4 separate regions of the Mus musculus genome follow, and regions 1, 2 and 4 are each linked to region 3. The links are chromatin loops, found by intact Hi-C in ENCODE. Cell type or tissue: left cerebral cortex. All regions are shown on one strand. Links, peaks and the distances in the headings refer to the core of each region. The heading gives the core; the rest is flanking DNA. Region 1 has its middle 27 kb from the start of 9130015G15Rik. Region 2 overlaps 9130015G15Rik (RIKEN cDNA 9130015G15 gene). Region 3 holds the start of Nav2 (neuron navigator 2). Region 4 overlaps 9130015G15Rik (RIKEN cDNA 9130015G15 gene).

The links. Hi-C counts contacts between places; a loop is a spot of excess contacts. Peaks named below come from ENCODE experiments on the same cell type or tissue, not always from the same donor. Only the 100,000 strongest peaks of a DNase experiment are listed, where the experiment ranks them.
Region 1: it touches region 3 in a loop (4-fold over the local background); 8 of 42 quality-filtered maps call a loop at or near these places.
Region 2: it touches region 3 in a loop (4-fold over the local background); 15 of 42 quality-filtered maps call a loop at or near these places.
Region 4: a loop joins it to region 3, with 6 times the contacts of the local background. A loop is called at or near these places in 16 of 42 quality-filtered maps.

Annotation. Positions count from the first base shown.
Region 1 is chr7:49,185,526-49,193,482 of GRCm38, forward strand. It overlaps a transcript of Nav2 not described here. Among named protein-coding and RNA genes, the nearest start is that of 9130015G15Rik, 27 kb to the left of the region's middle. In left cerebral cortex, for the core only: no CTCF peak of the experiment used is centred there; DNase peaks (open chromatin) are centred at 3,364, 4,044, 4,875, 5,732 and 1 more place; H3K27ac peaks cover 3,187 bases.
Region 2 is chr7:49,142,990-49,150,946 of GRCm38, forward strand. All of the region lies in intron 3 of 9130015G15Rik (RIKEN cDNA 9130015G15 gene), which reads right to left. It also overlaps a transcript of Nav2 not described here. Among named protein-coding and RNA genes, the nearest start is that of 9130015G15Rik, 15 kb to the right of the region's middle. In left cerebral cortex, for the core only: a CTCF peak has its summit at 3,632; a DNase peak (open chromatin) is centred at 3,338; H3K27ac peaks cover 1,533 bases.
Region 3 is chr7:49,245,978-49,253,538 of GRCm38, forward strand. Nav2 (neuron navigator 2) reads left to right here and starts at 212. Exons shown (of 39, transcript NM_175272.3): 1 at 212-1,221. The coding sequence starts at 964. In left cerebral cortex, for the core only: CTCF peaks have their summits at 76, 2,061, 2,952, 4,219 (motif pointing right) and 1 weaker place; DNase peaks (open chromatin) are centred at 103, 628, 1,318, 1,884 and 5 more places; H3K4me3 peaks cover 5,000 bases; H3K27ac peaks cover 4,823 bases.
Region 4 is chr7:49,128,582-49,136,538 of GRCm38, forward strand. The region is part of intron 3 of 9130015G15Rik (RIKEN cDNA 9130015G15 gene); the gene reads right to left. It also overlaps a transcript of Nav2 not described here. Among named protein-coding and RNA genes, the nearest start is that of 9130015G15Rik, 30 kb to the right of the region's middle. In left cerebral cortex, for the core only: a CTCF peak has its summit at 4,345 (motif pointing right); DNase peaks (open chromatin) are centred at 4,387 and 4,642; H3K27ac peaks cover 582 bases.

The sequences.
Region 1 (7,957 bases), core at 1,372-6,371, 59 kb before region 3:
CTGATTTAGGCCATTGTTTAAAGACCATAGCTAGTGAGTCTTCCCCATGCTCTGTAGTGAAGACTCTGTCTTCCTCCTCACTGTAAAGACCCTGTGGTCTCACTGAGATAATACAAGATAAGCACCCTATCTCATAGTCTCTAAATTAATCACACCCACACAGTCCTCCTCACCATACCAGGCAACACAGCCATAGGCTTCAGAGGTTAAGATGTGGCTCTCTTTGGGGACTGCAATTCTGCCTACAAGAGAAGGGATAGATAAGTGATGTCTTCCGCAGTGCCTTGTGTGCCCCAGAAGGGATAGATTAGTGATGTCTGCCACAGTGTCATGTGTTAGATTTCTATCACTGAGACGCCAGGCAGAAACAACTTAGGGGGGAGAATGGATCTATCTGGCCAACAGCTTTGAGAGTTTCTGGGCATGGTTGCCTAGACAACTGTTTCTGGTCAAGTTGGTGGTAGCACAATTTCTTGCTGGAGAGGTGCAGAAGAGCAAATCTGTTCACCTCGTATGGTCAAGGAGCAGAATAGGAGGAGAATGCCTATACCAGTGGCCTTCTCCCTTCCTCCCTTCAGTTCTATCCAAGCTCCCAGCTTATCAGACAGTGCTTTCTACTTTCAGGGAAGGTCCTTCCCCTTCAGTCGCTGTCGCACATGTCAATTATCCCTGGAAGTGCCCTCATAGACACACCCACCGTTTACTTTACTAATCTCCTAGGTATCGCTCAATCCAGTCAGGCTGACAATCAAGGTTAGCCATCCAACTCTGGTAGGAGTTCAAGGCTGTAAGAATAGAATAGACTCTCCTAGTCTGGTAACTAATTATCAATAGAGTATGACAAGGAATATCAATGGCTGATGGTGTAAGAAGAGGAACTAACATTTACTGAGCCTTTACTATGTGTGTGTCAGTCACTTGCTACTGGACTCAGAAGCATGTCTCGTGTGATCATGACTACAACTCTTATTGGGTATAGAAAGAGCTATTGCAGCTAAGGAAATGGAAGCACAAAGAGGTCATGTGGTTTGCAGGGTCACACAGCTTATAAACAACAGGACATAAATAGAAAACCCAAATCTGACTCCAATGATCCACTGAGGCTGGGACAGCGGACTTAGATAGGTTTTTCTATGTACCATGGTGTCATTGACAGTCCTACTGGCTGCCAGGACAGTGATATGGCATTGTGCTAGGGACAGCACCTGACCCCAAGCTTGTCTTTAGACCTGAACCCACCTGGATGGTTATCCCACGGTGTTGTAAATTAGGTTAAGTAAGAGGCCCAGGCTTGAGCCTTCAGCCCTGTCAGCAGAAATGCTAATGCCTACTGAGAGAGGCCAGAAAATGCACACCCAGCATCTCTGGGGGTCACCGGAATCAGACATGGCTTGTGTTCTGATGGTCTGCAACTGACCTTGAGGGGCTATGAGAAAAACTGGAGATGTGCGATGGGAAGTCTATCTTTGATACAAATATTCTTATCATTACAACAGGCCCCTTTGTCACAGGCCACAGAGACCCAGCTGGCTGGCTTCCCTGCTTTGGAAATTTTACGCAGATGGGCTTTGGGCAACCACACATGGCAAGCAATGGAGAGAGGTGATGCCTGTCTGACCTGAATCTCTACAGTCCTGGGTGCCGTGTCCCCCACACTGCCAGAAGGGACCTTAGGTTCGGCAGAATTAGAGGGCAGAGCCTGGGGGGAGGGGCTTCCCAGGACGGGTTGTGTCTGAGAATGTTTCCAAGTTGAGGACAGTAGCTTGAGAGGCTTGCGAGAGATCAGCTCAAATTCTCAAACAGCAGCCGTGTTCCAAGCACGTGCTTTTAATTGCATCCAGAGATGTGGAGTAACTTAAAAAAAAAAAAAAAGTCACACTCTTGAATATGGTGGAACCAGGACTTGAACTCAGTTCTGACTTGTTTTGTGGCTCATCTGTCCTCAGACACTGCAGAAAGAAATCCCCACCCCAACTTGTAGACTGCTACAGAGAGGTGGCAGCGATTCTCAGATATGCCAGCTCCTTCTGCACCAAATAGAGGCTGAATGGCACTGGCACTTATCCTTTGGGGCTGTGCATTTAGCTGTGCTGGCTGCTGTCCTGCCGTGGTCAGTGTGCTGAGAGTCCCATTGCTCTGTTGCCAGGGGCATGCAGAAGACACAGTCCTGCTAAGAGCAGGGCTAAGCACACACAAACCTGCACGTTGTATTCCATAGGAAGATGGGTTCCCAGTAGACATAGAGAAGCTGATGTTCTTACTGTTGTCACCAAGGCAAACTGTGGAGGGGGCTTCAGATCATACCCGGGGTTAAATCTCCCCTTTGCTTCCTGTATGGTTCCACCTCTTCCATCCTCCCAAGCCAGCAAGTCTAAACCCCTAACTGCAGGACAAAATCAACCCCTGCTGGACAGCTGGAACCTGGGCCCCTCTTTGCTAACATCAGCATCACCCCCATCCTTATAACCCCATGAGGCAGACAGCATCGGTCTCATCTGTCTAAGGGAGGCCCAGTCGCTTGGCTAGTTTCTGCAACAAGGGATTGGAGCAAGGAACAGGCTTGTACCTGCATCTTTCTGCTCTGAACCTGGACTTGTCGGCAGCCAATCAATTCTTGGTGGGGAGCCTAGCCACTGACACACACAGAATGGGTGGAGAGAGTCCAACCATCTGACCTACCCTTCCTACTATTGAAAGGTTGAGATGAGGGTCTCTCATATGGCTTCCATCCCTCTCTTTTCCAATGTCTGATCCAGAAGTTTGGGAATGCTCACAGATCAACTACTAAGGGCCAGACATGGTGCTAGGACTTCAACATTTGACTGCCCCTCAGTGAGATAGTGGTTGTCTTTTCCTTATATAGAATGACAACCCTGAGATTCAGGTGGCTGGTGAGTTTCCCTGTGAGTGTTCATGGGGCCTCTCTGTTAGGCACTGTGGCTGATGTGGTGTGGCATGTAGATACTAGAGCTGGGCTTATACTCCAGTGCAAAAGCTGACTGCTCACTTTCCAAGAATCCTGTGGGCTACTTTTTAAAGACAGTTATTATTAAAATTTAAATTTTATTGCCTGACAAGTAGATGCTTTTACATTAAAAAATGAAGGTTGTAAATCCCCCAGACTCATCACTCTCAGCGATGTTGTTGCTGCCTGCACCACTGGAGTCGTTCGGCTCTGCTACGGCCCAGGCTAGGCATGCAGATGAAATAGCACATATTGGTTTGCTATGCATAATTCTTTTCAATGTACTCCTCTATGCAGGCACACAGGAGCATGAAATCAGCCACAGTGGGAGGATTTTCTCAGCAGAAGCTATAGATCACAGCTGCTTCGTGGGTCCTGGAGAGAATACAGCCTGAATACTTTGTAGACTGTCCTGCCTCAGACATGTCCTATATCAGCACTGGGCCCAGGGACATGTGTCTGGGCAGTTCACTGGGTTCTTTGGTGGTTGGAGAGACATGAATCTCCCAGGGTCTCTTCCACACAGCAGACATAAAGATGTGCTGCCCAGGTTGAGGGCTGGGACAGGGACTGCAGGAAGCTGGAAAAGGAGAGGAGAGTCCTCCTGGAGAGGTCCTGGAAGGAGCTTGGTGCTTCTGGTTCTAGAATTCTGGGCTCCAAAGCTCTCAACTGTGGTATCTTACCATGGATGCCTTCAGCAAGGAAACAGACCTCCATATGACTGAACCTTTCCAAACTAAGGACTTAGGTAAACAATACCAGCACAGGCAGTTACACAAAGACTTGTTCACCCGTGATTATAGCAGGTTCAATTGCTATAGGCCCAAACTGGAAATAAGCCAAGTGCCCAACAATTAAAAAGTGAATATACTCATTGTTACACATTCAACTGTGAAATACTATCTAGCCATGAATAGGACCAACCTGCAGGCAGGCACATGAGTAACATAAATGAATCTTAAAGACATTATACTGGGAGATAGAAGCCAAGGAGAAAATCTGAATGTAGAATAATTCCATCTGTGCAAAATTCTATAAAAGGGAAATTTAAGCTCTAGGAATGAAAGCTCAGAGAGCCTTTGGGGTAACGGGAACACCTATATCCGGATTGCAGCAGCAGCAGCGACAGAAGCCACACATTTTTAGAAACACTTCCAATGGTGCATTTTATTCTGTGTAAATCAGTGCTTAGTGCAGTTATCCTAAAGAGGGAGATCTGCCTGCTCAGGTCACAAGGGGCCGAAGCATCATTGTCTAAGTCCAAGTCTCGGGGCTCCTGAAATAAACATCTATTCCACTCCATTCTACTGAGCAGGCACATTGTGTGGACCCACTGTAACCCTGGGGAGCTTTTCTGGAAGATGTCCTTCATGGCTATTCTCCAGGGCAGATGGGTTTTCTCGGGGGGGGGGGCAGGCTGTGTGGAGGTAGATTAAGTGGTAGCTAAACTCAGGTATTGTTAGTTTACCAGGCCCCTAAGGGGAAAGAGGTTCGAATGCACATCCCTGGGGTACAGGTGACAAGGATGCCAATACTCCTGGCAAGGCTGTGTGCCATGTTTATAGTGAGCATCTGCTGGAGAGAGTGGCCTTGGACCATTGGGGGTGAGGCTTTTTTTTTCCTAGAATTTAAGAGTGCTTCCCCCACCCTTTACCCTCTGCCTATCAGGCCTTGGTGTCCACATCTACCAAAGAAACATCTTGCATTGGCTTTGAACTTTCATTGTAAAGACGTACTTAGGTAAAGTATGTCAAACGGTGACTGCAACCAAGATGAACGCCCAGGACAAGGATCTTATTGGTAACCTGAGTGATTGAAAAGACCATAGAGGATCCTTCTGGAAACAGAAGCTGGGAAGATGAACCCATCATCTATTTTCATCCTTCCTGGAAGGACAGAGCAGATGGGAGTCCTGGCAGATGCCATCTGTTTCTAAACACCGTTTCTGGCAGGGTGTGTCATGAAACAAAACCAAACATGCCTTTTTCCAATCTCAGAATGATGGAGCTCTACTTGGATAGGTCTTGTGAGGAAGGGTCCTAGGTGCCTGAGTGAAGAGGCAAAGCTGCAGTCTGGGTGGTGAAAGCATCCTGGGACAGAGAAGGATCTTACCCACTAAATCAATGCATGAGCTGAATCTAACATGTTAGCCTATTAAGAGAAGCCAATTGCCAGATATACTGTCTGTGTGCCCTTCTGCTCCCCCCAGCTAATGGAAGCCTTCCTTCAGCATCTTCAACAGGCTCTGGAGTGCTGCCAGAGGGCTTGGAGGGATCTTTGGCCCAATCACAGGCCCCTTGCAGAATTAATTTCTCCTTTCTTACTTTGTTTCATTTCCCCTCATCTTCCAAAGCAATGCATGTGCAAAACAATCACTAGCAGAGACCTGTATGTAACCAAAAGGGGGAAGCAGAGTTTCAGCACCTACCCCCACCAAGTGACTGCTCTGGGCTGCTTTCCTTGCCCAGTCCCACCCCCCCCCCCCGCCCCCTACCCCCAGTGCCCGTTGCTGTTTGTAGTCCTGCTCTTACATCCATGTGTGTCTGTGTTCATGTACAGCCATAGAACTTCCCAGCACAAAGAGAGCCGGACTGTAGCCAGCATTCTCCTTTTCACCAGGTGCCTTCCATGGCAGCACATGGAAATTCACTCCTCTCTCCCTCCAGGCTGCGACATGCTGGGTAATCTGCACAGGCTACAATTTGCTCAGCCATTGAGCATTTGGGGTGTTGCTGTCTCTCTTCAGTCTACAGAACATTGCTTTTCTGTTTGTGAAAGCTTCCAGGGAAGGCTGAGGGCTATCCAGCAGCAAGCTCCAGCCCTTCACAGCCTCTCAGGCACCATCCTTCCTCCACCCCACCGCCACTCTTAGCGACTCCCCTCTCAGCTCAGCCTCTCCTGCCCTTGTCCTTAATAGCATGTGACACTTGGCACAAGAGCTACCAAGCTGAGGAGGAGCTTAGTTCTATCCTTGATGCCTTTCTCTAAGTGCTCTTGTTAATGTTTCGTGATGGATGGCGGAGAAACCTGGGAAATGTACCAGCCTGGATTCTTAAAGTATCTGCGTGCACTGACTTAACGTATTCATTTATTCAGTGTGACAGCAGAGAGAGGAGTGCTGTGAGTGCAGAAACAAGCTTCAGAGGGGAGTGGGGAATAGAAGGGACAGGACTAGCTTCTATTAAGCCTCTCTTAGAGCCAAGCATCTTACCATTCACTGAGCATCGACCTGCCAGGTTGCTGTGAGTATCTCATTTGCATATGAGAAAATAGACATGAATCTGCAGACGACTATAGACACAGACGGACAGAATTGGTAGCAAAACCTACTCCCTCTATGGCTGTGAATTGGATAACATCAATAGCTAATGGTTATGCCTGTGTCCTGGGAGCCAGGCCCCATCCTGAGCTTCTTGTGGGTTCGAATATACTTGTACTTGTGTGAGGGAGTTGACCACAATGACCCCCATTTTACAGACCAGGAACAGAGGCTCAGAGCTTAAGTCACCCCTTAAGTGTGATAAACCCTTCTCTGGCAGGGCTGGGAGCTGAGTCTGGGGAGGCCGCTCCTGGACAGAGCCATCCCACCACCCCACATTTTGCCTAGAGACAATTCAAGGGTGACTAAAGACAAGGGTCAGCAGCCTTGTGCTCCTTTGGGACCCTGGCAGAGAAGGAAGAGAGCAGCAGCTCTCTTGATGCATCTGATAGAGCTGACAGGGGTCATTTTGAGAGACCTGGCTCAGGGTGGCTTTCCCTGCAGAGACTGGGCAGCGTCAACTCGGACTCTCCACATTGCACTCTTCTCAGCCCACAGCTTCAGGCCAGGTGTCTCTCTAAATAGCAAACAGAAATGACAAAACACAGAACCTTGACAGGGGCTGTCAGGACATCCCAGCCTATGAGGAGATGGAAGACTGCAGGTGGTTTGAGGCCAGAGTTGACAATGGAGATGAGCCATCCCCAGGAACACCTCAGGCTGGCTGGTGTGAGGACCTCTCAGGCACAGCTTTTATCAGTAGAGCAGCTAGCTAATCAAGTGTGAAACCAAGGCTTGTGGCCAGGGTGGCTGGCTGTGCTGAAGAAGCAAAAAGGAGGTCACCTGTGCTGAGAGGAAGGGAAACCATAGAGGTGGTTGTGGCAGAGCCTGGTAGGGCAAACCAGGGCTGCAAGTGCACACATTGGGGGGCTGCAGTGAATACAATCAGATGTGCTAGTGTGTCCTCCCTGGCTGTTGATGCAAAGTAAAGGCTGCTGGTAGAAGGAGGAGGAGTAGAAATAGGACAGTCTGGGGCTCCAGCATAACCCATGAACTCATCTGTAGGAGCACTGCTCCAAGGGAGACATGTCTCCTGGACACGTGTGATGGCTCATGTGACAGCTGCAGGTCTGAGATGTGAGTAGGATGTGTGAGCAGGTAGAGCCAATAGCGTTGTGATTTGGATGAAAGGTATTTGAGAAGGAAGAATCAGGCATACTATCCAATGCCACCGAAAGTGGACAGAAAATGGCAGAGGGGCAGGTCATGAGAAAGAAGGGGGACTCGAGAACTCTCTTGGCTTTGATCTAGTTGCCAGAACTTCTAGAAGTCCAAGTGGGACTATGGGAGAGGAACTTGGCGTGGCAGATGCAGGGGTCCAGCCTGAGGTGCAAGTTGAGAACGGTTGAAGCAGAGCATCTCCAGAGCTCACTGTGGCCTTCTAATAGACCTGGAAAGGCAGAAGAGCAGAATCAAGCGGCCAGAATTCCGTTTCTGTGAGTGCTCTTTGTGGTGAGAGTCTGATTCATTTCCACGTTACACTGCAGAGCAGCTAGAAGTCATTTCACGCATCTGGTTCACAAAAATTAAAGAACAAAACAGCAGCACCAACAAGAACCATCACCAGTGGCCCAGAGAAGGTGGGTGGGTGGGTGTTACAGATCTGAACTCAACTCAGTTTTCAGTGCCCATATCTTCCTCTGTTTATGCCACACCAGCTGGCTGTCTCTAAG
Region 2 (7,957 bases), core at 1,620-6,619, 100 kb before region 3:
AGCATCCTCATGAAATCTCACAAAGGATGCCCCAAATAAGGCGTTGAGATTATATCCTGTCCAGATGCATCTGTGGGCAGTTGTCCCATATTGGCTCCACAGTTTGCCGGTCCTGGGAGCTACCTTTGATGAGGGTCAGCCCAATCACACAATTTCCTCGAGTAATTAGGCAAATTAACGCCTCATTTATAAAGACTCTGACTTGTTTCATGTTTAATTCTAGAAGCATGTTTTGATACAAGTATCCCTATATAAGATAAGAAAACGGAGGTAGATGGGCGGTAAGCCTTTTAGCCAGTTTTGTAGCTTCCCTGTGAGATGGTCTCCTGCTGCTACCTCAGGTATGTGTGTAAATGGTGCCAGCAGCAGCAGCAGCAGCAGCAGCAGTAGCAGCAAGGCCACCCTCTGCTGTCTGCACTACCCTGGTCTGTCCCAGGAGCCATGGTGTCTTCTCAGAATAAATGTCTCAGAGCCACCTGCTTCACTTTTGGAGGAAGTTCTGACATTCACTGGAGGGAGACCAAGCATTTCAGACTCCAGCCTTTGGGGTGGGGGGCATTTCATATTCAAAGCATGACATTACTCCCTTCAAGACCCCACCTCCCCACCCTCCATTTGTATCTTCTTAGCACCTCATCTGACACTGGTATCATTCATTCATTCATTCATTCATTCATTCATTCATTTGGTTGGTTACCTATCCTTTGCTAGAATCTCTCAAGGATTGTGGACACTTGATTCTTCACCTCTTCTCCAAGCACAGAACACCTTCAGGCACACAGTAGGTCTCAAAATGATGGTAGATTACATGTGAGAGGGGGGATTCGCTGATGGCCCCTGAGTTTAGAAGTTACCTGTTGCAGGTGACATCAGTAGGAACAGCTGACCTGTACAGAGCTGTCCCTGCAACCAGCCTTGGCTAAAGCTTGTTACTTCATTTTCATTGGCCTGAGCTTTAGCATCCAGGGCACAGCGGGGCAAAAAGGCTCACCTGCTCACAGGTGGCAAAGCCCAAGGACAGAAAGTGATATCTTTGTCCTCCCCTCCTCCAGCCTGTCAGGGAGCCACCCTGGGTGGTTTCTGAGCTAGCATCACGCAGGGCCAGAAGGCCCATCGCTCCTCACCTGCCTGCTGTGGGGGTGGCTCTTGGCAAGGGCCCGAGTCAGGCGTTTGATTTGCTTTCAGCACCCAAGGGGGTGGCAGACTAATTAATGGCCAAGCAGCTGGTGGATGTGCCCTGACTGTCTGAAAGATCTGGGTAGACCCACATTAAGCAACGGGGCTCAGTTTACCAACACCCTGCGGTCTAAGGGGAGACCATGTAATCCTTGGGGCAGTGTGTGAGGTTATTTCCATCACAGGAGGATGAGGGACGGGAATTGGAAGATCTTTTATTCTTGTCTTGGCCTGGCCACTAAGTACATGAAACTGAGAATATTCCCAAACCCTACCTGGATGTCAGTGGTAACCCCAGCCACCTCCTGCAGAACAGCCATGGGTGCGGAGTTAACACTGGTGTGTGCTGAGGCAGGTCACTCTTCTCTGCTTGAAGAGGCTCTGTGGCGCAGACAGTCCAGGTGCTCAGGAAAGACTGCATCCCTGCCTACTCTCCATCCATCGCTCATGCATCAGGCTGTAAATCCATGTTTGCCTTGGAGGGCCAAGCAGCCCTGGGCCAGCCTTGGAAGTTTTCTGTGGGTTCCATAATGATCCCTCTTCCCAAGCAGCGAGGCTGGGGCTGGAAGTGATCATGTTGGACACACACACATGCGTGCACACACACATACACACACACACATACACACACACCCCTGCCTTCCTCTCCCTTCCTATCTACCTATCTACCTCCCTCTTCCCCAACCTCCTCCACCTCCCGTCCTCTTTTCCTGAGCATTTACTGAAGTAGGCATGAAACCTGGTGACTCTCAGACTCCTCAGTCCCAGGAGGGCTCTCAGCAGAATCTGAGGCCAGTATCCAGATTCCTCTTCTCTGTGATATTTCGAGGCAACTCTCTTCTTGTCCTCCTCATCTGCCTCTTTTCCGATTAAAAAAATAAATACATATTGTATACTAATTGTAGAAAATTTGGGGGGAAAATGCCAACCTCCCACAATTCTGCCCCCCCCCCAGAAATAGCTGTTGTTCACATTTCTGTGTATTGACATAGCCACTTGGGGATATTGTGTTTAAATTGCTATGCTATATACTTACTGCTTATTAATTTATGCAAATATCTGAGTGTGATTAGTTTGCATGTATTTAACTTGTTAGAAAGGTTTTTTTTTCCAATGTAAGATCTGGAAAACCTGGACCTATTGCCTGAGCTGGGCATCTTCTTCACTACCTGTGTGAGACAGAAGGGCAGACTGTGACTTTCTCAGAATCTCCTCTCTACCACAGCCCCATGGTAGGTCCAGAGAACTAGATAGATCTAATGTCTCCATGGCTCAGAAAAGGTGTCATGTGCACATATTGTTTCCACAGGGCATGATGCAGGCCTAATGCTTCTCTTTGTCACCTGCTGGCTCAGAGGTTCAGAAAAGGTCAAGCAGCTAGTCCAAGGTCACGGGGTTACAACATGATGGCTCTGGTACACTGGTAGCCTTGAACTCCAGAAGCCCAGCACCTGCCTGGTGTCCTCCCACATGACACATGCACCCATCCACAGACATAGATCCCAGGGAAGGGGCTTGCAGTTGGCCCTCCTTCACGTTTCTAAGGCTAAAGGAAAAGCAGAAACTAGAGGCAGAGATTGGGGCTTAACATCCACGTGAGCCATTCCTGCTACCTGCCTATCCCAGCTACTCCTGCGTTATGATGGCCTGGCTACTTCTCCCTCTGTGTCTGTCACCACCTATCTTGTTCACAGCTCCATTTCCCCTCGTGTCAACGGATCGCTCAACAAAATGTTTTCCATCGTTGCCAGCTATTTTTATCCCTTTTATCAGAGTTATTTCCTTTGTAAATAGCTTCCTGGCACAGGGGAGGCAGCCTCAGTCGGTTCCAGCAAGTGCTGTGGGGACAGGGAGGGTGTGGGCACCTATCAAGGGAGGGAAGAGTGGAGCAACCTTGGGCCTGGCTGGCCTTGGGGACTGCTTGTGCTGTGACAATGGCAGCAGGGGGATGCTCATTCATTCCACTTCCATTGTTGGAACTATTTGAGCAGGCAGCATGTGCACAGGCCTCGGAAACACACAATTAGCGACAAGGCGCCCAAAATAGACTCAAAATCGGCAGCATTTCGTTTAGCTCAGGGCTTTTCATGCCCGCAGAGGGAGAGCATTTCTGCTCCCAAATGCACATCTATTTTACAATAAGACAAATGCTTCCTACCCCTGCTGTTAAATCCAGCCACACGCCCTTCCCTGCCAGCCAGCCAGCCCTGCTCCCACGTCCTCGGCCAGCATTTCCTTTTGTGGCTGCGAGTGATGCTCACAGCAGCGTCCTCATCTCGAGCTTAGTGTACCCTCCCAGAACTGCTGCGCCATTAGCTCTCATGAGCTGGGATTTTCATCAGCTAACACTGTGTGCAGGCTGCTGTCCTAACAGCTCACTTGCAGAAGGTGCTGCTGATGCTGATGCTGATGTTGCGGGAGAAAAGAGAGCCAGCAAGACATCAGTGGAAGCCTCCTAGCCCCAGAGGTCGCACCAGGCCACTGCAGCCAGCCAGGTCTGCTCTCAGAGTGTGGCTGGTTGTCACTGAGAGTTTAAAAGGACATGAACTTCCCAAGGAGTAGAGTTGTGGGTGGGGGGTTGAGTCCAGAGATATCAGGACTCACATTTTGGCCGTTTAGACACAACAGGACTGGCACTTATGTGAACTCGGGAAGACTGAGGCAGCGTGCACTGGCTCTGCAGAGGTCTGCACCAGACAGGCCCTAGAGCTGAAAGGAGAAGTGGACACATGACCCCACATCTAACCTGAAGCTAACTTTGAAAGTTTAATTTTCTCCAAGGAACCATCGCTGGGGAAACTACTCTTAAGGGCAGGCTGCACAAAATGAACTCAGCGGCATCTTTGGAGATTCTTTGCCTCATAATGTTAGGTTAGAGCATTTTTTATAGGCCCTATGCGTCTTTATTATGACTTCCAGTTTCGTGTTTTTATGGGATTCCTATGTATGCGGATGTGTGTCTCTGGGTCTGTATTTGTTTCTTGTGCTTCTTATCTCTTTTTCTTGTTTAGTTGTTTTTGTCTTACTCCAAATTGTTTGGTTTATTTTATTTTATTAGCATTCCTTACATGCCTGTGTTCGAAGGAGAGACAGAAAGTATGTAGATCTGGATGGGGGAGGGGGAAGTGGGGAGGAACTGGGACAAGTAGGGGGAGGGGAAACCATAGTCAAAATATACTGAATGAAAGAAATCTATTTTCAATAAAAAAAAAAAAAACAGGGTTTTACTTAAATTATGCCAAATCCTTGTAACAGCCCCACTAAGTTATTATACCCATTTGACAGATGTGATGACTGTGGCTCACAGATGGGAGGTTGTGAGTCTGCCTCTATAGTCCCTGTATAGAAACACACTGGACAGCTTGCACATCTGCACGTACATTGCTGTGAGGCTTTACTTCTTGGGATGGATTTCTATTTTGTCAAAATTCTACATTCTGGGTACCCGTACTATTGTCTCAGATGTTTGAGTAGTCTTGGGCATGCCCCCAAGCGTTTCGGGGGCACTCTGTTTCTGTTCTCACAGGATTTACTAGCCGGGATGGGGGTTGGCAGTCTTGTTCCATAAAGCGCCAGCCAGGAGAGGATTTAGACTTGGCAGCCATCTAGACTCTGCTGGGTATCAACTCACCTCCCAAGGAACCGATAAGGTCACAGTCAATAAGAAGAAAAAAAAAAAGCAACCCCATCTGGCCAGATGTGACCCTCTAGCCCCAGATCTACAAGGCCAAAAATGTCCACAAATGTTACATTCCACATGTAAGTGCAGAAAGTGGTGTCATGGAAACCTGAGCTGTAAATCCAGTGGTAGGGATTCGGAGTTTTGATTCTTTGAAACACTGCAATGCTTTCCCAGACTTGGCTCCCCTCATTGGTTCCTACTGACAACAACATGTCCTGTGGGACCTCCAGTCATTTGTCCTTCTCAGAACAGCTCATGTGGCTGCACAGAGTGAGGCTCCTTGAAACACACGGTACACACAGAATAATAGCAGATCTGTGTTTAAATCTTTACCCTTGACCCTGGTCTTCACTGAACCATGTACCCTTGAGTATATAGGCTCCCCTCTCCACACCTTACTCTCCTTATATAGGAGACAGGAGGGAAACAGAGCCTTCCTAGTAGGTAACAACGATTAAACGCAACAGTATATACCGTGTATTTAGGACCATGTCAGTGTAAGTTGTTGTTCCCTCCAGAGGGCCTGTTTTAGGTACAGTTTTCAGAGTTTGCATGGGAATCGTTCATTTTGGCTGACTACAGGCCCTTGGTGGGCTCTGCCTTGAGAACAGGAAGCTCTGACTGGCCTCTGCTCTGTGATGAAGTAATGAAGCCCAGGAAGCCAGCCCAGCCATGCTGGGCCTTGAGACCGATCTGTGTCTTCAGAAACCTGCACTTTGCTGGCTCTGGCTCTAACTGGGTCATTTTGGGTATTCTGTTCCATATAGATGGCCTGACTTTGAAAGCTAGGAAATTTCAGAATGGGCCTCGCCATGCTGACTTGTGCTGTTGACCCAGATGGAAGCTAGGCCTCTGTTATTTGCTAATTTCTCAGTGTCAAGTGGATATTGCTCTACTTGCACACAGAAAGCTAGGGCTGGAACCTCCATGGAGGGGTTCTGGTTGCTTGGAGGATTATCCTGTGCATATACTGATCTTCAGGGAAGGGGACAATGCTTGGGGTGTTCTGGAGGAGGTATTGGCTTTCTATCAGACTAGGTATCGTAGGGTTTCATTGCTATGAAGCGACACCATGACCAAGGCAACTCTTATAAAGAATAACATTTAGTTGTGGCTGGCCTACGGTTTCAAAGGTCCAATCCATTATCATCATGGTGGGAAGCATGGCAATATCCAGGCAGGCATGGTGCTGGAGGAGTCAAGAGTTCAACATCTTGATCCAACAGTCAGGAAGAGACTATCTTCTTCAGGCAGGCAGAGACTATGTCACACTGGCCAGACTTCTTAAGCATATATATATATATATATATATATATATATATATATATATATATACATACATACATATACATATACATATATGTATATATATACATACATACATATATATACACACATACATATACATATATGTATATATACACACATACATACATATATATATATATATAAAATATATATATATATGAATGAGACCTCAAAGCCCCACCTCCATAGTGACACAGTTCCTCTAACAAAGCCACACCTCCTTATAGTGCCACTTACTATGGGCCAAGCATATTCAAACCACCACACTTGGAAAATCAGTTTTATCACAGCATTTTAATTCCTCTTAACAACCTCTTCCATGAAGTTGGGCATAGTGATACACTCATATTAAACCATGCATGTGAGAGGTGGGAGCAGAAGGGTCCAGAGTTAAGGCCATTCTTAGCTATATAGTGAGTTTAAGATAATCCCAAGTCATGTGAGATCCTGTCTCAAAAATTAGGAAAGGAAATTGGAAGCATTTGACTTGGAGGTGGGACTGGACCTCAGCTGGTGAAAGGTTCCCTTGGGGACCTGAGTTCAAGAACTGAATGTGTTCATGTGTGTGTATATGTATGTGTACACATGTGTACATGTGTGCATGTTCATGTATGTGAGCGTATGGAGGCCAGAGTTGATATCAAGTTTCTCCCGTAATTGCTCTAATTTTCCACCTTTATTTTTGAGACAGTCTCACTGAACCTGGAGCCCATTAACTTGGCTAGCCTGGCGAACCTGTGAACTCCTAGGATCCACCTGTCTGTTTCCCCAGCTCTGGGACTCCAGGGACATGCCTCAACATCCAGCTTTTTACATGCATGCTAGAGAGCAGGACACACAGGTCCCGTGTTCACATAGCAAGTACTTTACCTCCCAAGACACAAGAACTCTTTCCAAAGGCAGGCATGGAGCCATGAAGATGCACTAGACAGGTGTGTCAAGGAGCCTGATATCACATAGCAAGTGTGTCAGTCAGGTTAACAGGCAGTTCGCTAACACAGAAAGTCTGGGGCACACCCAGATCTTAATGAAAAGAATGTAGTTCTCCCTCCCATTATAGTCCATGGCTGACCTTTCTTGGTGGAAAGGAAGAAGAGTAACATGGGTTTTGAAGGATATTATGTATAGAACAACAAATGGACCGAAACTGATGCCATAGAGATTAAATATAGTGGAATAGCACCTAGGTGGTCACAAAGACTGTCAATACCTCTGTATGTGAACCGCCCCCCCCCCCAGAGCAGCATTAAGCACACAGTAGGGGCTCAGTAAATATGTGTGTAAAGACTGACTGGCTATGTTACTCCTCAGTTCTATTCCCTTGTCTGAGACTCCAGGCCAATTCTAAGGCATGCCTGTTGAATTCAGAGCACAGGGTTCCTCCAGAGAGGCATTTTTAGTTACACATCCATCATATAAGTTGCTTTTACCGAAGAGCAATGTAAAAGTTTTAAGTGGAATATGGTGGCATTCAAAGGTAGGAGCACAAGGTTGAGGAGTTGAAGACCAGAGTCAGCTATTCGGTAAGTTCAAGTTCAAGAACAGCCTATGGCTACTGAGATCCTGGCTCAAAACACAGAACGAATGAGAGAACATCTAATCCAAAATAGCAAAAACAAGCCAGTCCAGGAGCCAACACACTTGAGCATGGCAGCCCAGAGCTGGGTTCCAAAGGGAAGCGTACTGTGGTTGATTAGCAATGTTTGCCATAGTCACACAGAGCATGCTAGATTATTATCTTGTGTCTTCATAGACTCCATAGTTTTGGATAATGCCCATAGAAGAAACATA
Region 3 (7,561 bases), core at 1-5,000:
TGTACTTGCGGCCAAGCGCGGCCCCAGAGTTTCGGCGGCGGCCCCGCGGAGTTGAGGCCACGCCCCCTTGCAGTGCGAGTCGCGACCGCGGATTGGTCCGCGGCTAACCAATAGGCGCGCGGGAACGGCCCGGGCTGTCAGCGCGCGCCGCAGCCGGTCCTCCCCTGCGTCCAGCCCTGCAGCCCGCGCTGCCTTCCCCCGAGCTCAGCTTAGCGCAGCGCTGCCAGCCTGGCCAGCTGCGCGTCCTGGTGCCCGCGCTCTGTCACCACCGCCGTGCTGCGCTGGAGCGCACGGAGCATGGCCAGAGCCGCAGAAGCTCAGGTGCTTGGTGTTCGAGGGGCTTGTGAGCATCGGTGATCGGCTGTCACGCCCAGACAGACCTGTCTGCGGAGATCGCCCAGAGTCTGCCTAGGCGCGGGTGACCCTGTGGCGCGTTTGCTGGGTGACAGCCGCTTCGCGGTTGATACGTCTTGGGCTCCGTGCGTCCTCCGTCTCCCCATCCTCTGCTCTTTTGCTCCAAGGTTCACACCCGCAGGCTCCAGAGCGCGACGTGTGCGTCCCCGTAGCCGGTGTCTCTTCCTAAGGAGCCTTCTCACTTCGGAGACGCAATGACAAGTTAATATGGGCGTCCACGCCTCGGTTTCCCAGGAGAAGAATTGCCAGAGGCAGCGGTCCCCGAGAACCCAGAGCTTCTGAACAGGCCTCCCGCTGCGACATCCGCGCAGGTGGGACCTGCTGAGGGCAGTGACTAGCCCGCCACCCGGCAGGCGCACTCGCAGGATTTCCCCAGTTCCCCGACCCGGGGATTCTGTTTTTTGGGTTTTTTTTTTTTTTTCTTCCACTGTTGGTGGGCGCCTCGCGGGCCGAGGCCCGGCGCCTACTCGGCTGCCCGCGCTGCCTTTAGCGGTCGCCTCCGCCGCCGCTGCCAGGGACGTGCTGGGAAAGCCAAAGCCCCGGGAGAAGATGCCGGCCATCCTGGTAGCCTCCAAAATGAAATCGGGACTGCCCAAACCCGTGCACAGCGCCGCGCCCATCCTGCACGTGCCCCCGGCCCGGACTGGTCCTCAGCCCTGCTATCTTAAGTTGGGAAGCAAGGTGGAGGTGAGCAAGACGGCCTACACTAGCCAAATCCCCCTGAAATCGCAGGGGCTGCAGGAGCCGACGGGGGAGGGGCTCCCGTTGCTGAAGAGCAGCTCTCTGGAGAACGGGTTCGATACCCAGGTGAGCAGTGCTATGTGCTGGGGCACTATTACAGGGTGGGAGTGATGGATGATCCTTCATGAGGGAGGAGGACGGTTGCCTTGAGGAGAGGCTACCATAATGTGATTGGAGAGAGGAAGCATACCCCTTATGCTGCCAGATTGGAAGGATACATTGGTCAGTGGGTGTGGCCAGGAGGGGTTTAGCTGGCCAGGGTGCCAGAGGCTCTCCCGGGGAGCTCTGCAAAGCTAAGGCGTGCTGGCAGCCAGCTGCTTCTATGGGGCTGGAGCAGGTGTAGGGGTGCTTTCAAAAAAATGCATGCTGACATTGGAAATGTTAAGGGCCATCAGTGCCGAGCGCTTGGCCCCAAGAGGATGGGTATCTGCTGTTGTGATGTGTGTCTATACTCAGGTTGTAACCCCAAGGAGTGGCCTGGTGCCTTGATGGGTTGGGTACTACCTGGCTCAGCTGTGAGATCTAGGACAAGGGATACTGAGTGGTTGCCCTGAACTTAACCCTCCTCCTAGCTTGAAGATGGCTGGTCTCTGCCCCATCATTAGGGAGAAGGGATTCTGGCCAGGTGCTGCCAACTGCTAGCTGCTACAGACTCCTAGTAACTGGGGTGGCTTGGCTGTCTCAGAATGGCTGCTGTAGCTAAGCCCCTCCTTCTTGGGTAGTCTATGCTGCCAGCGTTGGTATCTCTGGTGATTAGGGAGGTGATGGTGTGGGTAAGAGCATGGCTGAACGAGAAACGGTGACTTCTACCTTTCCTGGCAGAGCAAGCAATCCCCCTACTGGGCTGGGTGACAGGCCCTGGCCATGCAATCTCTTTTAAGGAAATCCTTAAGGGCCAATCAGTTTCTCTTGGACTCCTGCCTTCCCTGCCGCCTTCCCCCTCTTCTGGCAGGAGGGAGCAGGGCCATGCTGTATTTTCTTGGCTGCCAGTCAGCAGGGACTTTTAGGGACAGGCTGACCTGACTGTTGTGGCTGTCCCAGTCCGGAGAGGAGAAGCCGGGAAGCCAGAAGGGGAGGCAGTCTTGAGTTGGTATAGGGCCAAGCAGCAACAGACCAGACGACCTTTTGGGCACCTACTTTCCCTGATCAGAGGTTAACGCTCAACACATTCCTAACCTTTCTGAGGGAGGAGCTGGGTCTAGAAGCTGCTCAGAGGCAGACTGTTGGAACTCAGAGCCGGAGAAGGCCCCCTCCCCACACAAGCTCCCGCACCCGCCCATCAGCGGGTGTCTCTCTTGATGCTGCACTTGCTAAACATTTTTGGAAGCTGACAGCCCTGACGGATGGTGTGTGGGAGGAAGGCAAGATCTCCTCCAGTGCTCCTGGGTCCTGGCTCTGCTAGGCCGTGTGCTCTGCTCTTTTTCTTAGAGCTACAGGCCTTGTCCAGAGGGCTCTGAAATGAGGGTGAGCACCAGGGTGCCTCCTTCCTCTGTGGGGGGTGAAGTGGGTGGTGTTTTGGAACAGCGACTGGGAATGTGACACATGCCCTCGGGCCCGATGAGGAGGACCGTAGGAATGAAGGGAAGGCAGACGCTGGGCTCATTCATAGCCAGACTCCTGCCTGCTAGTGCCCAGTTGACCCTTCAGCTGAGGAACAGTGGCAGAGGATTGCCATGAGCAGGCTCTGAGAAGGTGATTCACCACTCTCTCCATTAAGAAAAAAAAAATTTTTTTTCACTCTTAGACATCTCCATGAGTGGCTAACTTGGCCCTACTCCCTGGAGGCGCTGTTTCCCTCTGTCCCCATCACCCCACATTCCACCTCTCTTACTCTCCATGGGCATCACGAGGGTGGTTTGGATGGATGGCTCAGGAAACTGGCCACCTTCCAGTGGACAGCCCTGGCTTCCCAGCGGGCCCCTCCTTGCCAGCCCCTGAGTCTCCTAGGAGCTCTTCCATGTAGCGTGCACTCATAGCCCCACCCTGACATCAAAGGGGCTTTGGCAAAAGGATTTTGCCTTCTTTGAACAGGGTATCCCCATGGTGACAGACAGCGCACATCCACCCTCGATTATGGCTTGAGGACTGGGGCTGACTTAGCACCTGGTAATTTCCTGCTCCCAAACGTAATGTTTATCATTACAAGACACTCAGGAAATGATGAACTCCATGGAGCCGTTGCCTCTCTTTTATTTGGGGGATTTTGGGGCAGGAGACTGGCTGGGTTGCAGGGTGACTGACAGTCCAGGTTTTAAAGTGTTGGTTATCAGTGGTACCTTCTGTCTGACCTATGCTTAGCTCAGTAGCCTAGTCCATTAACTAACTACTCCCCTGGGCCTCAGTGATTCCACCTGTTAAAAAAAATGGGCACAGGAATTATGAGTATTAAGAAAAACTTAGTATTCTTTACATGAGAAAAGGTGGAGCCTCTAAGAAGAGGCCAACCTGTTCACGAGCATTGACAGGCCTCTGACTCTGCCTGGCACAGTACCAGGCGCTGTGAGAGGGAGGTGGGGGATGGGGTGAGCTGTGGAATGCCTGGTGTGTTAGGTTCTCATTGGCCTCCACAGGAGCACTTAGAATAAGTGTGGTGTATGTGTCCACATCCTACCATATGTCCTAAGATAACAAAGTAAAGAAGGCACCCTTGCCTTGTACTTCCTAGGTGTCAGGGATTGTTCTGGGTTTTTTTTGCACAAAATAACTCTCTTTTATTCTCTTAACAATCTGGTGAGATAAGGGTGATTGTTCCCATCTTACACATGAGGAAATGAAAGGTCAGTGGCCTCACGAGCAGCAGAGTCAGTAGCATTTGAACTGGAACCCCTTACCTGTCATGCTAGACTCGGGGAGCCACAGCGGCTGCTGGTCAGCTCCAGACCTTGAGGCATCCCGGCCACAGATGTCACCACTGATCCACGCTGTCCAGCGTGGCAGAGCAGATATCTCAGCTCAATCAGGTGCCGGACCAGTGCCGTGCACGCCCACTCTCCAGCATTGTCTCTCATGCTGCTGCAGAGCTGAGGACAAGACTTGGCAGCCTGGATCGTAGGCGTGACGTCTGTTTCCAGCAGAGGGCAGCACTGGGAGAGCTAAAGATGTGCTGGGCCTGAGGAGTCAAGATGCTGGAAGGAAGGCTAGTAGCTCAAGGGCTGGAGAAGACCAGGGGGCTCACAGGGGAGGAAGGAGATGAGCTGGGCCCCAGCAGTGGACAAGAGTGCCCAGTGTGGGGGGAGGAGAGGAGGAGGAGAAAGAGGAAGAAGAGGAGGAGGAGGAGGAAGGAGGAAGAGGAGAACAAAGGAGAGGAGGCTGAGCTACCTTTCGCAGTGCAGAGCCCAAGTGGATGCTCCCTCGTACATGTTCTACGTTGAGCATTTTCCATTTTAGGTCAGGGTATGAGAAAGCGCAGAGGCTTGGCAGTGGATGTTCATGTTGGCTTCTGTCGGAGGGTACCTGAGAAGCTGTGGAGCCGGTGGCGTCTCCTTCAGGACCTGGCTCAGAACTGACCCTTGGGAAGCAACACAGATGACTGTCCTTAGCGTGGGCAAAGCGTTCTTGTTTTTGTCTTTTGGGACAGGGTCTCTCACTCTGTAGACCTGGCTGGCCTTGAACTCACAGTGACCCACCTGCTTCTGCCTGCATAGTGCTGGGATGAAGGGCATGTGCCACCACGCCCGTTTCGGTTTACTCGGTGACTTACCAGTCATCTGCTCATCCCCACCATCAATGACTTGCAAGCCAACAGCTGTTAGAGGGGTCAGCCTTTGCCTCCTCTCCTGGAGCCTCCTACAGACCCGCAGCTCGCTCTCAACCTCCAGCGGAAGCTGCTCTGCCTCAGTCAGGTCCCTCTGACCCTCTTCCTGCTACTGTGCCACCAGGGCCTTCCTGAGAGGACATGTGTTCTGGTCTCTCATGTGTTGTGAACTGGGACCCCATGTAAGTGATCATTTTAGACATACGCTCTGTGTTAGACTACAAGGCTCTGGCCAGTATTCAGGCAAAGACCTCTTGGGGTAAGGACAGGGTTAGCCTTTTTTTTTTTTTTTTTTTTTTTTAAAGAAGCAGTTGCAGGGGGAAGAGATGATTCACATGATACTTTGATATTTCCTGTTTTTAGGAGCTCGTGTTCAGCCTGCAACTTATTTCTTAAAAAAAAAAAATTAGAAGTGATTGAAATCCTGTGTGCGCGTTTTTTAGATGTTTAAAAAGAAAGCGTGGGTGAGGCCCCTGGGAAAAGCCCAGCTCCAAGCTTACAACCTGTTGCAGCTTTGCCCCACTGTGTTTTGATTAGAAGGCTTGCTTCGTCATCAGAGCTGATTGTGGATTTGATTAGTGTGTTTTTCTGCCGTGGGTTGTTCTCTTTCCCCCTTTCTCAGTTCTTGGAGGCGAACGAATGCACATTGTGGTTATCTGCCAACAGGCGAGAATGTTTACGGTTCACGTATCACTGCCTCTCCCCTGGGTTAATTCTCTAGAGACACTTTAAAGGTAGAGTAGGGGGTTTATTTGGGCGATCACTCGGTGTGTATACATCTTTGTATAAATATGCCTACGTCTACACACACACACACACACACACACACACACGTACACAGCTCTATACACATGGAAAAGCTTCAAGTATGGAGCACATGTAATCACACACGTACTTCAAAAGGGAGGCTGGGCGAGTTACAGCCTAAAGTTCAGCTTTGATAATGGCTGGGTTTACATCTTGCTTTTCACACTTTCTCGGTGACCAAGATTTGAAACACCGGCTCGCTGCCCATTTTTATTTACTTACAAGATGTGAGGGCTGCAGCTTCACCAGGGGTGCTCTACTCAGACCCCTGTCCGTCTCCTGAAGCCGGTGTGCAAACCCACACTGCCCAACAAGATTTTGGCTGAGAGTCAAGAACTGTCATTTCTTAATTCAGCCTTGATGCTGGGAAAGGGTCCTTCACAGAACATTCGCTCGCTATCGGGTCATCTGCAGCATCCCTTATACCGCTGTCACTTCATATGAGACACAGAAACTGAGCAAAGGTGAAACAGTTGGCGTGGTTTGTGTGTGGAAGCTAAGGTCAAGACTGGTCAGCAGCTGGAAACATCCCCGTGCAGTAACTCAGGCTTTATTGACAGCAGATCTGGATTCAAATCCTGGCTTTGGGCATGTTACTTGGTACTGATAAACCACATGTTTTTTTTTTTTTTTTAGTGATGATGCTTATCGGCTGTAAGAATTCAGTCAGATAGCACAGGTGGGATGCCAGGTACAGGGCCTGGACTGTACTGAGCAAGGACTATGCAGTCCTGCTTATTTTGACAACCCAACATCAGACCGTGGCTCGTGTCTGCCTCGCCCTGAGCTTGTGTTCCATCTACCTGCTTCCCAAGTGGAGAGCTGACCACAGGGACAGACAGGTGGCTTGTAGCACCGAAGGCCACCGCACAGCAGTGCTCTGGTTCACTGACTTGGGAATATGAGTAAACTCTGAACAAAGAAATGACTTGCAGAGTTGTTCACTGAACTTCCACATTTTAGTCACAGGCACACCATCCCTAAAATGGCAACCCAACTGAAGGTTCTGCTCCAGGCTAAACTGGCAGCAGGCCTCCTTTATACGGCTCCTCTCTTAGCCGCCAGTGTTTGAGGTGGTGGGATGCAGCTGCCCAGTCTGATAGTCCAGCTCCAGTCAGAACTCAGCAAATCTCAGGCCTGTTGCCTAGGCTTCCTGATGGCTGCTTACGGTTCTACGGGCAGAAGGGAGGCCCTTTTCCCTCCTAGCTAAGTAGTGGGAATTAAGCCTCGTGACCAGTTTGGTCAGTAAGGTGCCCCAAGGCCTGATGGCCAGCTGCCCCTTGGTGTTTTACCAATAGCCACAGGACCAGTTCTCAATGGCTACTCTGTCTTGTGGTCATGTTGTTCGAGAGGACGGACAGTGCATTCATAGAACATTTTGGGCATAATGGGCCATGTGATTCAGAGAAAAAAAAAAACTTGGTCAGGCTTTTGTGCTTCTATCTATGCTCAGACAATAGCAAGTGACTCAGACGTTTTCACTGGGGCCCCCGAGTCACCCATATAAGACTTGAAAAATGACTCATGACTCAGCGCCCCTTTCCCAAGGCAGACAAGCCCTCACTTCTGCTTTGCAGACAAAGACCCAACAGCTTCAGGATGGTTTGTCCCTCCTTCCAAATGAACTCTCAGCACGATCAGGTATACTGCATATGTGGCATTGGTGAAGTCACGGTTGCCCTACCACGTTTTGTTCCTATATTCCTGGCAGAAAAGGGAAAGTAAGACCTGATTCCTCCTCCAACGGGATTCTTCTTGGGGGTTGAGAAGTCAACTCCTCATGACCGTGTGACAGATTAGGGACAACTGTAACAGGGCTGAGGAGGTGGCTCAGTGGGTAAAGTG
Region 4 (7,957 bases), core at 1,252-6,251, 120 kb before region 3:
AGAAGGTAGGTTTGTCACACTGATCCTTTCTACGGAGGGGACTTCACTGAAAAGGATGTTCCCACATTAAGTGAGTTGGGGACACTCAGTGTTGCAGGTTGATCTGTGATGTAGAAATGTCCTATCAGATTGATGCTTTACGACATTGCTGGCCGTACTATTTTGTACTGTTATTTACAGGCGTGTTCTTGAATGCACATGAGCACCATGGGTGCTCCCATGCCACCAGAAACCAGAAAAAGTTTTCAGATCCTCTGGAGCTAGCATTACAGTTGTGAGCCATCAAATATGGGTACTGGGAACTAATGTTGGGTCCTCTGGACGAGCAGCATGTGCCCTTACCTGCTGAGCCTTCCCCAGCCCATAGACTGTGGAACCGTTAAGAGGAACCTGTGATGGTTATACTAGGGCCATGCTACCTATCATGCTCTCTGCTTCCAGTTCCCCTCTGGCATGAGCAGCCTCTGCCTTGGGTGCCCACTAGTGCGCTGATGGCTGGAAACTGAATTTCCCTTGTGGACCGAACCCTTGATTCAGAATGGCTTCTTCCTCCCCGAGGCTGGTTTTGCCATGCATTTTGGTCACAGGAACAAGAAAGCCATTGAAACATTAGGTCAAACAAAACAATAGAGTCCTTGGTGCCTTTAAATGTAAAGGGGTACATCAGCAGGCAGAGGAGACCATCTGCAAGGGCTTCTGGAGAGTTCTTTGTCCACAGATTCTTTCCACTCGGCATAACTGGTAAACTCTGGGTAGACAGGCACCTCATCCACCTTCCCAGCATGACCTTCAGCCTAAGATCAGGCAGGGAGGCATCTCAGATAGCTGACACAGAACAGAGTTCCCCCTTCATGGTTCACTCTGGCCACAATTATGTCTAATTCTACTTCTGTAATGCCACAGCCTGGCCCAGTCAGATATCTGCAAGTGGATAGCCATGCATGACTGGAGTGTCCCTAGAGTCAGCAGAGGGAAACCAGGCAGATCATCAGGGAACAGAGACAATGCTGGGCTCCTCTGTTATTTAGAAAAAAGTCAGGAAATTGCCCTGGTTCCTGCCTACTGAGTCCAACCTTGGTGTAACACATGTGGGGTTCAGGAATCCAGGGCATCCAGCCAACCTCAGCTCTCATCAGCACCAAAGTCTTGGGCGACATTCTCCCTCTGTCATGTCAGTCAATAGCTTAAGAGCACACCAGCCATTGGCAGACTTTGAGGAGCCACTCACTCATCCCTACCCTGTTTAACTGAGATAGATGCTAGAGAAGTCCTGAGATATGAGCTGGTCTGCTGTGACCAAGTTCCCCAGTCTGGAGCTATTCAAAGCTCAGGTCCCCCTGCCTACCACTCACGGAGGTTCTGATGTGAGAACTCCACTCCCTTTTTTGGCCCCATTAGGATCATAGAGGTTAAGAGACTTGAAGACTCCATAGCCAGCCTGTGAGTGTGCCTGGCTTGAGGTTGGCACAGGGTTCCCTAGAGACCTTTCCTCATTGCCCAGGCTGACCTCCCTGGGGAGGACAAAGGGGCCTCCTGGAGAGGTGATCTGAGCCCTCTAATGTCTCTCTGCTCTGAGCTTTCCTTGCCACTGCTCTTTGCCCTACAGAGGAGAGGACCACCCCACCCAGAGACACAGCCACACAGCCTCCACAAAAGCCTCTGCCTCCTCCATTCATTCATTTGTTCTTCCAGCCCATCCCTTAATAGCAGCAATTTTGTGCCCATTTTACTGATTTCTATACAGAGGATAGCTAGTGAAAATAATAACCCTCTGTCAAGTGATGGGTATGGAGCCTGTGCCAAGCCTGTCTCTACTGTCCATTCAGCTATATAGCATCTATACATAGGAAGCCCATAAGGGGCAATTAGAACATCAGCCCTCAGCCCTCTAGGATGGTGGGAAATCCCTTTGGCAATCAGAGTAGCTCTTGGGACCTTCCTATAAGCTTTAGGGCATCACTGGGGCCCTTGCTATCTTTGGCACATCTCTGGGGCCCTGACTGTTTTAGGATGTCTTAAGGGCCTTCTCAGTCTTTAGGACATCTCAGGGACCCTGGCTATCTTTGGGACATCTCTGGGGCCCTCTCAGTCTTTAGGACATCTTTGGGGGCCTTACTGTTTTTAGGACATCTTTGGGGCCCCTCACTGTCTTAGGGCATCTCTGGTGTACTGGCTGTCTTTAGGCGATCTCTGGGGCCTTCTTGGTCTATAGGACATCTTTGAGGACCTCTCAGTCTTTAGGACATCTTTGGGAGCCTTGCTGTGTTTAAGACATCGTTGGGGGCCCTCTCCATCTTTAGGACATCTTTTGGGTCCTGGTGTCTCTAGGAGATCTTTGGGGCCTTCTCTGTCTTTAGGACATCTCTGGAGTCCTGTTGTCTTTAGGACATCTCTGGAGTCCTATCTTTAAGACATCTCTGGAGTTCGGGTATCTTTAGGACATCTCTGTAGTCCTGGTGTCTTTAGGACATCTCTGGGGCCCTCTCTGTCTTTAGGACATCTCTGGGGTCTTGGTGTCTTTAGGATATCTCTGGAGTCCTCTCTATCTTTAAGACATCTCTGGAGTCCAGGTGTCTTTAGGACATCTCTGGGGCCCTCTCTGTCTTTAGGATATCTCTGGGGTCCTGGAGTCTTTAGGACTTCTCTGGGGCCCTCTCAGTCTTTAAGACATCTTTGGGGACCCCTCACTGTTTTAGGACATCTCTGGTGTACTGGCTGTCTCTAGGCAATCTCTGGGCCCTTCTTAGTCTTTAGGACATCTTTGGGGAATCTCTCGGTCTTTAGGACACCATTGGGGGGCCTCTCTGTGTTTAAGACATCTTTGGGGGCCCTCTCCATCTTTAGGACATCTTTGGGGTCCTGGTGTCTTTAGGACATCTCTGGGGCCCTGGCTGTCTATAGGATAGAGCAAAGACGTTAACATAGCCTCTGACTTTGCCAGCCATGCTGAACTTCACCTTACCTCCTCGATTCTTGCTTACTACTTTTCTTCTTTTTCAGCTTCAGGTTTCTGTGGCCCTGGAGCTTGGATTGGGGGTGGATGATAAATCAGCATCAGGACAGGATGCTAAAAAGAAAGCAGAGCCATGCTCTGGTTATGGCCAGCCCAGAGTTGGCTGACCTGAGGAATCTCAGGAAGGAAGGGACCATGTAAAACTGAGTCCCATGTCATATCTGTAAGGGAAACTGTGAGGGGCCCAGGCTGGCAAGAATTCATCAGCCTGAGTCCCCAAATACTGTCCCGGTGAAAACTCAGAGCAAGGCCTGCTAGTGTGTTCAACCTACACAGAGGAGACACTGATTGGCGTCTGGGGACATCAGAGAGCAGAAAGTGAGATGCTAGATACCCAAGATGCTGCGAACTCTTAGGGATCAGGGAGGGAGAGAAGAGGGAGAAGATTGCAGAAGCAGACCAGGGAGAGGAAAATAAAGAAGAGAAGGAAACACACAGTCTGAGCAGAGAGAAGCAACCTGTACAATCCCACAGTCTGGTCAGAGTCCCTTCCTGCTCGCCATCACTTCTGAGGTCCCCTCCTCTCACCTGATATATCTCTGAGCTGCCAGAAGACCAACACAGTCTGGCAGAATTTAAGCACAGAGGGACCCTCCTATGCCAGAGTCAATTACCCACCTGTCCCTCTCTGCATTTGGGCCCTGGATCTTTCCAGATGCCCTGAGTCCCTGTAAAAGCACCCATGGAATCAATACATCAAGGGTGACATTATCCCTGTGTGTACTACAGTGCATATTCCAGGACTTACTGCAGACATGGACCCCCTGGGCCCTGGAAGCTGCATTTTAACAAGCACCATTAGCTATCTACATGTGCTCTGAAGTCACAGAGCCACCACTGAAATGTGTAGCCTCCCTGGCCTAAGGCTTATGTGGCCTCAAATCCCAGCAGTATACTGGCAGTGTGCTGCTTTCCGAATGCTTCAGCTCTGGATTCTGTAGCGATATGGCGAAAGTAAAACCTCCTCAGGGTTACAAGAGAATACAAATCAAGAAAACTCATTGGCATGAGGGAAACAAATCTTCCCCACGAATACTAAGTAAATAAAGAGATGCAGACAAACAAATAAATTAAGCATACATAGTCACCAATCCTGAAATATTAAGCAAATAAATATTAGCTGGTACTATGATATTATTTGGAGCCATTCCCTGTTCCTACTGTCAATATGGCAGTCAATGAGGCTACTGCAAGGCAGCATACAAGAGCCAAGCTTCCAGCCCAGCATCCACTCCTGCAAGGGAGATAGGTAAAGCAGGTAAGACATTCAAGTCCGGCTCACCCACTTCTGCAGGCAGGTTGGGTGGGTGCAATGACAATTATGACCAGAAGAGGGAGGCATAAACACGCGTTTCAGAGCAGAGCTCAGGGATCCTCAGAGTGGGAGGCTCTCTGGGGAGGAGGGGGAGGCTGGGATCAGCATTTGTTCTAGAACCAACACACACACAGCACACAACACACATGCACACACTGTTGATAGTAATATCTGGGGATGTTCACAGGCTGAAAGCTTGTTCCCCCAGGTTGCCCAGAAGCCAGGCTCAGAGCCGCTCCATGAGTCTCTTTCCCGAGGGCTCAGAAGCACCTCGTTAGATTTTATTTTTCACCACCCAGTCTGGCCCTGGCAGGCCGTGGGCAGAGTGCTGGCTGTCGTGCCTTTCTGAGAAGGCTCTTGGCGGAGCTCCAGAGTGGGGGCCTCCTGTTCTGTTTGAAGGAGAGTTGTGGTAGGCACTTCACCCAGCGCTCTCAGAAAACTTTCTTAGCTAAAACAGTTGGAAGGGTGAGGATGGGTGGGGTGCTAGGGTGGACGTGCCTGCCCTCCACTCACCAGTCGATTTTCTAAAAGAGGGGATAAGGTAGCCCATGGCTGGAGTACCTGCTGTGTGTTCCTCAGCACCAGACACCCAGCGCTTCAGAGACCTCCCATAGAGGTGAAGCCTGAGGCTCAGAGAGGTCAGGTGACTTGCCCAGAGCCACACAGCTAGTGAACAACCAAGATGATGGCATTTTCCACCTATTGAGAGCCTAGCATACTTATGGGCACAAAGGTAATCATTGCATGTTTGATTGAGCCTATCTGTAAGTCCAGTAAGCCCTTCTGTCTGCCCTAAAGCCTTCCTTCTGCTCCACACTGCCTCAACCCTGGAAAATGCTGGTCTCCATTCCCCCAACCTTCCAAAGGACTAAAATCCCCATTTATTCCCCCTGGCCTCAGCAGCAGCCTGGTGAGAGCTGTGGCCGTGGCTGGAGGACATTCCTGCTGGTAAATGCCTGTCCTGAAGACCTGGGCGCCTCGCTCGGGATGTCCCAGCAGTGCAAAAGTGAGGAGGGGACACTCTGGTTACACATGTCACCTGGCTATCTGGGACTAGGAAAAGCATATTGTTCAAGAGTGATGAGGTGCCGTCCTCTCCTTCCCACAGAAAGTGGCGCCAGCACAATGAACGTCATCCCCCTTATACCCCAGCCCCCAGCCCTGGGGACACCACTGTAATAAGCCTTGGCTGTGTGCAAGCTCTCACCCTGCCTTGTCATGCAGTCCACGTGGCACCATGCAGACATGTCACTTTCCTTCTGAGGGACTCTCCCTCTCCTGAAGAAATACTACAGGTGCCCTGGTATTCAGTGGTAGCTGAGGAAGAGCCCCTGTGTCTTGTTCTTCTTCTCCTGAGAGCTGGGCTTGACCTGCTCATACTGCGGAGTTCTCTTATAAGTGGCCTGTGGGTGAGGCTTGGCCACTCCCATGCAGGGTAACTAAGGTGGCCATTTGAACTGGCATGTGTTTGGGGCAGGAAAGGGGACTCTAGCCCTTTCCTGAGATCTTCATCCAAATCTTCCAGCGGGGGTGGGGGGGGGAACCTAGCTTGTCTGGAATCCACCTTCACTTTCAGGTTTACCCATAAGCTTGGAAGCTCTGTAAGGACTCCATTGCTAAGATCTACCTGTCCCCCTTGGCAGCCACCACGGCAGGCAGATTGAAGTGTTTGAAAACACCTGGGCATGAGGAAACGTGGCTGGGAGGTGTGGGGGAAGGGTGGCAAAAGAAAGCCCGCCTTGATGAACCTGGGAGACAGTCTCCTGGGTAGCATGCCTAAGGAACTTTGCAGAGCCAGAGAAAGGCTTGGAAAAATCCAGATAACTTGCCATGGTCACCTTAAGGCAGCCCTGGCTCAAGTACGTGTGCTTTCTCATTACTCATAAGATAAGACTTCCCACGTACTACACAGGTACTGTCTCGGTCACTTTTCTTTCTTTTTTTTTTTAATTTTTTTTATTACATATTTTCCTCAATTACATTTCCAATGCTATCCCCAAAGCCCCCCCCCCACTACCCACCCATTCCCATTTTTTGGCCCTGGCGTTCCCCTGTACTGGGGCATATAAAGTTTGCCTGTCCAGTGGGCCTCTCTTTCCAGCAACCCTGTAGGTGCAACATTATGAACTAACCAGTACCTCGGTCACTTTTCTTATGGCACGACCAAGAAGCAGTTTGAGGGAGGTGGGACTTCCTGTGGCTCATGGTATAAGGTGAAGCAGTCTGTCCCAGCAGGGGATGCACAAAGTGCGCCTTTGGTCACCAAGTATCCACAGACAGGAAGCAGAGTGGACAGGAAGTGGGGCTAGGTTTCAAAATCCTAAGGCCATTCCCTAGTGATGCACTTCCTCCAGCACGGCCCCACCTCCTAAAGGTTCCACAAACTTCCAAAAGAGGAGGACCACACTCGGTGGGGGCAGGGCCGGGGGGATGACATCAAGTGTTCACACACAGGAGCCTGTGGGGGACACTTCCACTCAAGCTGTAACCAGTGTGCTGGTTTACTCTGTGGAGGCACACGGTTTGTGAAAGGCACCTACGAGTTCTCTTGCTGCCCTTTTTTAGGCAGTGAGGATTCCTTCCTGGTAAGAAAAAAAATCTACGTCAGAGCCCGGAGAATGGAAAGTTTTTTTTTTTCTGTAATATTTATCCCCGCAAAATAAATATTTCCCCTTCTATCCAGGTCCAGCCTATCTCTGTTGACAGCTTCCCAGGTCCTCCTGAAACATCCAGTCACTCCAGGAACTGGGAGCAGGGTGACCGGGCAACTGGGTTTTTTTGTTTTGTTTTGTTTTGTTTTAATTTTGACTGGACTTCTTGTAGCTTGAGAGGAGGCTGCCAAATGACCCAGTTGATTGACTTGCTGGGGAGGGTGGAGCCATGGCTGGAAAGGGAGAGGAAGTGCTAATGAGCATGATCCTGAGGGAAGACCCAACCCCAAAGAGCCAAACTAAGGCTTTCCACACATGGGGTTGGAGCAAGGTAACCTGTTCCCTGGAGTCAGCCTGCAGACACATCCCCACATTTCCATAAGGGTTCCCTTCAGTCAGCTCTGCTCAGAGGGGTAGATAACATGCCTGGCTTGAGATGAGCAGGCTCTGAAAGGGCATCAGTTCTGAGGGCTCTGCCTCCTGGTCCATGGGATGGACTACTGCCACTGCTCTGTGGCTGCAGGGCCCTCTGTGAAACAGGCCAGACTTTGTCATTAGCTGCGGCTCTAAGGCCCACGATCAGTCACTCACTGTCCATGGGGCTTATTTCAGGCCTTTCAATATACATCCCTTTTCTCTGTCTTTAGACTTTGCACAGCCTCCCTCCCTCCCTCCCTCCCTCCTTCCCTCCCTCCCTCCCTCCCTCCATCCCTCCCTCCCTCCCTCCCTCATGCCCTCTAGGGTCCTACTCACAGAGCCTCCCCAGTGCTGAAGGATTTCCCATCACTGACCCCAGCACCCAACCCAAGCACACACCCCTTCACACCTCCTTAGAACCCCATACACCTCCCGCTCTCCCACAGAGCACTGCATCTCAGTATGCATGTCATTTTCTGCACACGCCTCCCCCCCCCCCCACACACACACACACCCCAACTGCAGTTCACAGCAGCAGCCTAGGTGGGGCCCACTCCACAG